2 separate regions of the Homo sapiens genome follow, and region 1 is linked to region 2. A link is an interaction called in ENCODE POLR2A ChIA-PET data of the cell type or tissue named here. Cell type or tissue: CD4-positive, alpha-beta T cell. All regions are shown on one strand. Each heading gives the region's core, and the rest is flanking DNA. Links, peaks and the distances in the headings are about the cores only.

Region 1 (2,809 bases), core at 211-2,710, 140 kb before region 2:
GCTTGAATGGGTGTCATTCTCTCTGCAGATCCCAGAAATTATCCATTTCTGCTGTGATTTCCTCATGTCCTGGGTGGACGAAGAGAACATTCTCGATGTCTACCGGCTGGCAGAGCTGTTTGACTTGAGCCGCCTGACTGAGCAACTGGACACCTATATCCTCAAAAACTTTGTGGCCTTCTCTCGGACTGACAAGTACCGCCAGCTTCCATTGGAGAAGGTCTACTCCCTCCTCAGCAGCAATCGCCTGGAGGTCTCCTGCGAGACCGAGGTATATGAGGGGGCCCTTCTCTACCATTATAGCCTGGAGCAGGTGCAGGCTGACCAGATCTCGCTGCACGAGCCCCCAAAGCTCCTTGAGACAGTGCGGTTTCCGCTGATGGAAGCTGAGGTCCTGCAGCGGCTGCATGACAAGCTGGACCCCAGCCCTTTGAGGGACACAGTGGCCAGCGCCCTCATGTACCACCGGAACGAGAGCCTACAGCCCAGCCTGCAGAGCCCGCAAACGGAGCTGCGGTCGGACTTCCAGTGCGTTGTGGGCTTCGGGGGCATTCACTCCACGCCGTCCACTGTCCTCAGCGACCAGGCCAAGTATCTAAACCCCTTACTGGGAGAGTGGAAGCACTTCACTGCCTCCCTGGCCCCCCGCATGTCCAACCAGGGCATCGCGGTGCTCAACAACTTCGTATACTTGATTGGAGGGGACAACAATGTCCAAGGATTTCGAGCAGAGTCCCGATGCTGGAGGTAGGACAGGGTGCTAGCTGGTCCCTTTGTCTTCAGGTGATGAGAGGGTGTGGAAGTCATGGGCTGAGAGAGCTGGTCAGGTTCCCCCCAGCCTTTCACATGAGCATCACTTGCCATTGTGGAATGAAGTCTAGGTGAATTCAGAGAAGGTGGACAGCAGTGAGATAAGAGAAGGGGACATGTGGATCGCCTTCTTTCCTGCATGTCCCCTACTCCTCAGAAACCCACTTACCCTGGACCCTTGCTCAGCCTCTTTGGGGTAGGCTAGGTTGCGAGTGCATTGTGCAGGAGGAGACGGGAGGGGAGAGGAGCCCACAGCAGGAAAGGCAGTCGGACTGGGATGGAGAGGACCTAGGAGCAGTGCCAGCTGAGCAGCCTCGCCCTCCATCATGCTCTCTCTGAGCTTTGATGCATGTTGTTTCAGTTTCCCTTCACCAGTCAGCTTTGCTCTTCTCTCTTACCTGCTTGCTAATGGTGGAACAGGCTTCCTGCTGCTGTGCCTGAGCAGCATGCGGTCTTCAGCCCAGGGGCGTGGTAAAGGCCAACAAGCATCACCGAGCCTCATGCTACATTTCCGCTCTGCCCTGCAGTCTGCCACGCACTTGGCACAATTTCCCCTGGGAAGAGGCAGTTTTCCCAAGAGAGAGTTTTGTGGACTGCTGTGGTCCGTAGGATGCGCCTGGCTCCATCAGTCACTTAGGCTGTGATCTCACAAATCCATTTCTGGGCAGAGCAAGGGACAGTGGTTCAGGCCCACAAGACTCAGCTACCATTAGATTTCCAGGGACCCCTCCACCTTACCTTGGTGCATGTGAGAAATCTCCCTACCCTTCATGCTGAAAGATGGAGCTGTGTTGGAGAGAGAGAGATTGCCAACTATTTCCAGCAGCCATGAGCTAGATGCTGACTGAGTTCATGTTCATGTTTCTATTTTCTGGGGTCAGGGTGGGGTAGGGCCTGGCCTGGCCATGCCACTTGGAATCAAGCATAGTGATCCTGGCCAAGGAGGAGAAGGCCATTTCTCAGCGACCTCTCTACTGCTGGCCCCAGGAAGTGATCTCCTTTGTTAAGCTGATGAGACTCAGAGGTTGGCAATAACACATTGTGGTTAAATATGAGGAAGGGCAGGTTTCAGAAAAAAGGAAACAGCTACCTTCATTTCCTCTCTAAACAAAGTTGTGCCCCCAGTGGGTGTGGCCACACTAGGTTTAGACTTCCCTTTGGCCAAACCTTAAACCTTCTTTTTTAGGGGGCTCGGTTTCCCAGTTGGGGGGCCAAGGCCAGACCACCCTGCTGAGAGTAACCTACAGACCTGCAAAGCCAATCTCTCCAGAGTGTTTTGGCTTCTGGCCCTTAGCAGAAGGTAGAGACAGCTGTGTGCTTGGCAGTAATGCTGGATGTTTCCACAGAGCTGTCCCTAGGGGGGTGACAGCTTGGGATTCTGCCTGCCCCTGTCCTCTGTCCACCTGCTATGGGCCATTGATCTCACTTTCACTTAAAGTAGGAGTCTGAATTTCCCCTTGTGAAGGGGTGTGAGACCAAAGCTGAACTCTGGGTAATGCTAATATTAGACCCTGTAACCAATAACCAGTCCCAAACTCCTGTCTGAGAGTAGGATCACAATGGCAAGTGGGGTCGGCAAGACCTGCCTTGAGAGAGTAGGTATCCACAGAGTGGAGGTGGCAGGAAGGACCACAGCCCTACTGGTTAACCCAGGGATGTATCATCTCTCCAGAATGAAGGCATCATTAACCTTCCAGTGGACTCAAAACTTCCAGATGAATCCTTAATTTGAATATTCTAAGATTTGGTTCTTTCTCTGCTTTCTCATTTCATCAGCCTTAGAACTGGTGAATTCTAAAAGCTATAGGCTTTTAGAATATAAGGAAACAAGATTTTGCAGTAAATTAGGCTTTGCATTTTGAGGAGTTATTACTTACCAGGTTATATCTTAAAGCATTGGTGCAGAAACCGCATATTTAAAAACCTTTCCTCTCTTGGAGCAAATGGTGTTTGTCTCCAATATACTACTTTTTCTCTTTCATTCCTTCTTTCTTTGCAT
Region 2 (2,809 bases), core at 82-2,581:
AAAAAAAAAAAAAAAAAAAAGACAGAGGTTGCTCTCTGAATGCCTGAGGGATTCAGGGCTGAGTCCACCAACATTGTTTCATGAAACTCTACTCAGCCAGCCAGTGGAGGCATCATGTATACAGTCAGCACTCCACATATCCTCACTTCCTGAGCATCTACAGTGCAAACCGACACACTCATCACACTCAAACAGCACATGCCGCACGTCAACCCGAGCCTCCCTCACAGGTTGCTTTCATCTCTTTTTCTCTCTTCACTGCAAGTTTTTTGCCCAAATGCAATTAGACACTTTTTTTTACAGAGACAGAAACCAAAGAGTTTTAACTAGGCACCACTACAGCAGTGGCTGTTGACCATCGTCTCCTGGCTGGAACCAGGGAATCCTGTGGGTGAGGGAGGAGCAATGCAGCAGCCCCAGCTGACTCACTCTGGGGTGGATGGATGGATTTACTCACTTACTTACTTATTTATTATTTGATTCTTGTTCTGTTGCCCAGGCTGCAGTACAGTGGTGTGATCTCAGCTCACTGCAGCCTGGACCTCCTGGGCTCAAGTGATCCCACCTCAGTCTCCCAAGTGGCAAGTAGCTGGGACTTCAGGCACATGCCACTATGCCAGCGAATTTTTTAAACTTTTTGTAGAGACAGGCTCTCACCCTGTTGCCCAGGCTGGTCTTGAACTCCTGGCCTCAAGCCATCTGCCCATCTTGGCCTCCCAAAGTGCTGGGATTACAGGTGTGAGTCACCACACTCAGCCCACTCAGTTTTGAGTGGCCATTTGCTTTGACTCAGCAAACACTTCTGATGGTAACAAAGCACCAACTGGGTGGCTGGTTTCAATCCTACTCTTGCCACCCAACACCGCAACATTTTATCAACCTGGAGCAAATGCTCTCGGGTCCTGAGGAGCTGGCCACACAGCCCATTTTGCTGGTGGGACAGTGGGAAGCCCCGCCCTCCTCCCATCCCACACCACTTAGGCAAGAGCTGTGCCTAGGAAATGTCACCCGTAACTGGTCCGCACAGACCCTGTCTTCTAAAAGGGTGCTGTGCCTCCACCAGACCCCATGAGCAATACATTTGTCAAGCACACGCAAGACATGCCAAGGCCAAGGCCTGACTGATTTGACAGTAAAGACACAATGAGCCCCTCTCATTCAGACCTTATTACTCACAGAGTGAAAATAAGAGAAGCCTGAGGTGGCAGCTCCCTGCTGTCCTGGTGCCACACACTAAAAAGGACAACACTGAAACAAAAGGGGTCAGAGAGCATGCGTTGCGGGACACCCACTGTGGAGGAGCCCCTTGACACTGCAGCTGGGTGGCGTCCTCATCTGCAGCTCTGTTTTGAGGGCCGGGGGCAGGGAGCCTCACCCTCACCAGGGCCAGTGAGGCAGGAAGTGAGGAACAGTCTCGGGAGACAGACGGAGTGAGCGGTGGCCTGGGTGCAGCCTGATGTTCTGGGAGGAGCAGGCTTAGGTCAGGTGCTGTGTGCACCTCTGCATGGCCTATGGGGATCCTGCAATGGCTCAGGGCCCCACAGCAGAGCTGTTTCTCCGCCCACACAACAGACATACAACCTGACACATGAAAACTCACAGAGAAACACAGAAAGGCACATGTGACAAAGAGCCACACAAAAGGCATGCAGCAAAGCCTTTTGACACACGTGCGCGCACACACACACACACACACACACACACACACACAGGCACCCACTCCTTCAAACCTTGGTGTTTGCCCAGACACAGCTGTGTCAGAGACAGGGGACCTGCAGCTCCCCAACACACACCAGTCACCCCACACTAACCCAAGGTGTCACCAGCCAGCCTGGTGGACTCGGGAGGCCAAGTGGAGGTGGACAGTGGCCGCAGAGCAAAGGCCTTCGGTGGATACCACCCGACGGGAAGAGCCATGGGGCCCATCGTGTCCACACACACAGGGGAAACGCACGTCTGCGAACCAGCTCCCCCATTCCTACACATATATCACCCATCCCTGGGGCTCTGGAGGATGAGACCCCTCCTTCCAGACCAGGCCCTCCCTGAAGACCCAGAGGTGGCCCAGGAGTCCCCATGCCTGAGTGACATACTGCTCATGTCCATGAAAAAGAAAAGGAACTTTGTGTGTGTGTGTGTGTGTGTGTGTGTGTGCGCGCGCGCACAATGGAAGTTTATATATATATGTATAAAGTATATATATATATTCATATATATATTCTTTTAAGTTCTGGGGTACATGTGCAGAACGTGCAGGTTTGTTACATAGGTATACACGTGCCATGGTGGTTTGCTGTGCCCATGAACCTATCATCTACATTACGTATTTCTCCTAATGCGAAAGGAACTTTTTTATCTGAGGAATGTGAGCTCCCTTTAATTATCTGGCCCAGAGAGGCACTGGAATGAAACAGCAGTCACATCCCACTCCTACTTGAGCTAACGACCTCTTGAAGCCAATTGCTCTGTGGGTTCCAGACTGACACCAAGTAGGCATAAAAAGCCATACGCTGGACACCATAACTCTTACCCAGTAGTCCAACACCTTATAGCCAGTCACTAAGGGTTCTCTCTGGAAAGCAGTCAGAATTCCTGCTGACTTCATATCAGCCCACTCCTTGTCCCCTTCAGTCTTTAAAAACTTGCTTGTAATAAGGCTGAATGAAGCACTCCCAGGGCAACTTGGTGTGTCCTGGGCAGCTCTCTCAGCCTTGGCCCAGACAAACTCTCTATATGAACTGTGGTTCAGTTTGTTTCTTTAGGTTGACATCCACATTAGGGGAGCAGTGTTGCTGGGCTGGGGAAGCTG

Evidence for each region. ChIA-PET counts read pairs that join two places held together with the same protein. Peaks named below come from ENCODE experiments on the same cell type or tissue, not always from the same donor. Only the 100,000 strongest peaks of a DNase experiment are listed, where the experiment ranks them.
Region 1: POLR2A ChIA-PET joins it to region 2 with 5 read pairs; 6 of 35 experiments call an interaction of 5 or more read pairs at or near these places.

What each region holds. Positions count from the first base shown.
Region 1 is chr22:20,462,796-20,465,604 of GRCh38, reverse strand. KLHL22 (kelch like family member 22) reads left to right here. Exons shown (of 7, transcript NM_032775.4): 4 at 29-747. All of the region lies in intron 1 of LOC124905085 (a long non-coding RNA gene), which reads right to left. Among named protein-coding and RNA genes, the nearest start is that of SCARF2, 26 kb to the right of the region's middle. RefSeq lists an enhancer at 1,190-1,379. In CD4-positive, alpha-beta T cell, for the core only: no CTCF peak of the experiment used is centred there; DNase peaks (open chromatin) are centred at 1,244 and 1,874; H3K4me3 peaks cover 510 bases; H3K27ac peaks cover 2,316 bases.
Region 2 is chr22:20,321,702-20,324,510 of GRCh38, reverse strand. No RefSeq gene overlaps it. Among named protein-coding and RNA genes, the nearest start is that of DGCR6L, 3.0 kb to the right of the region's middle. In CD4-positive, alpha-beta T cell, for the core only: no CTCF peak of the experiment used is centred there; DNase peaks (open chromatin) are centred at 190 and 1,540; H3K27ac peaks cover 283 bases.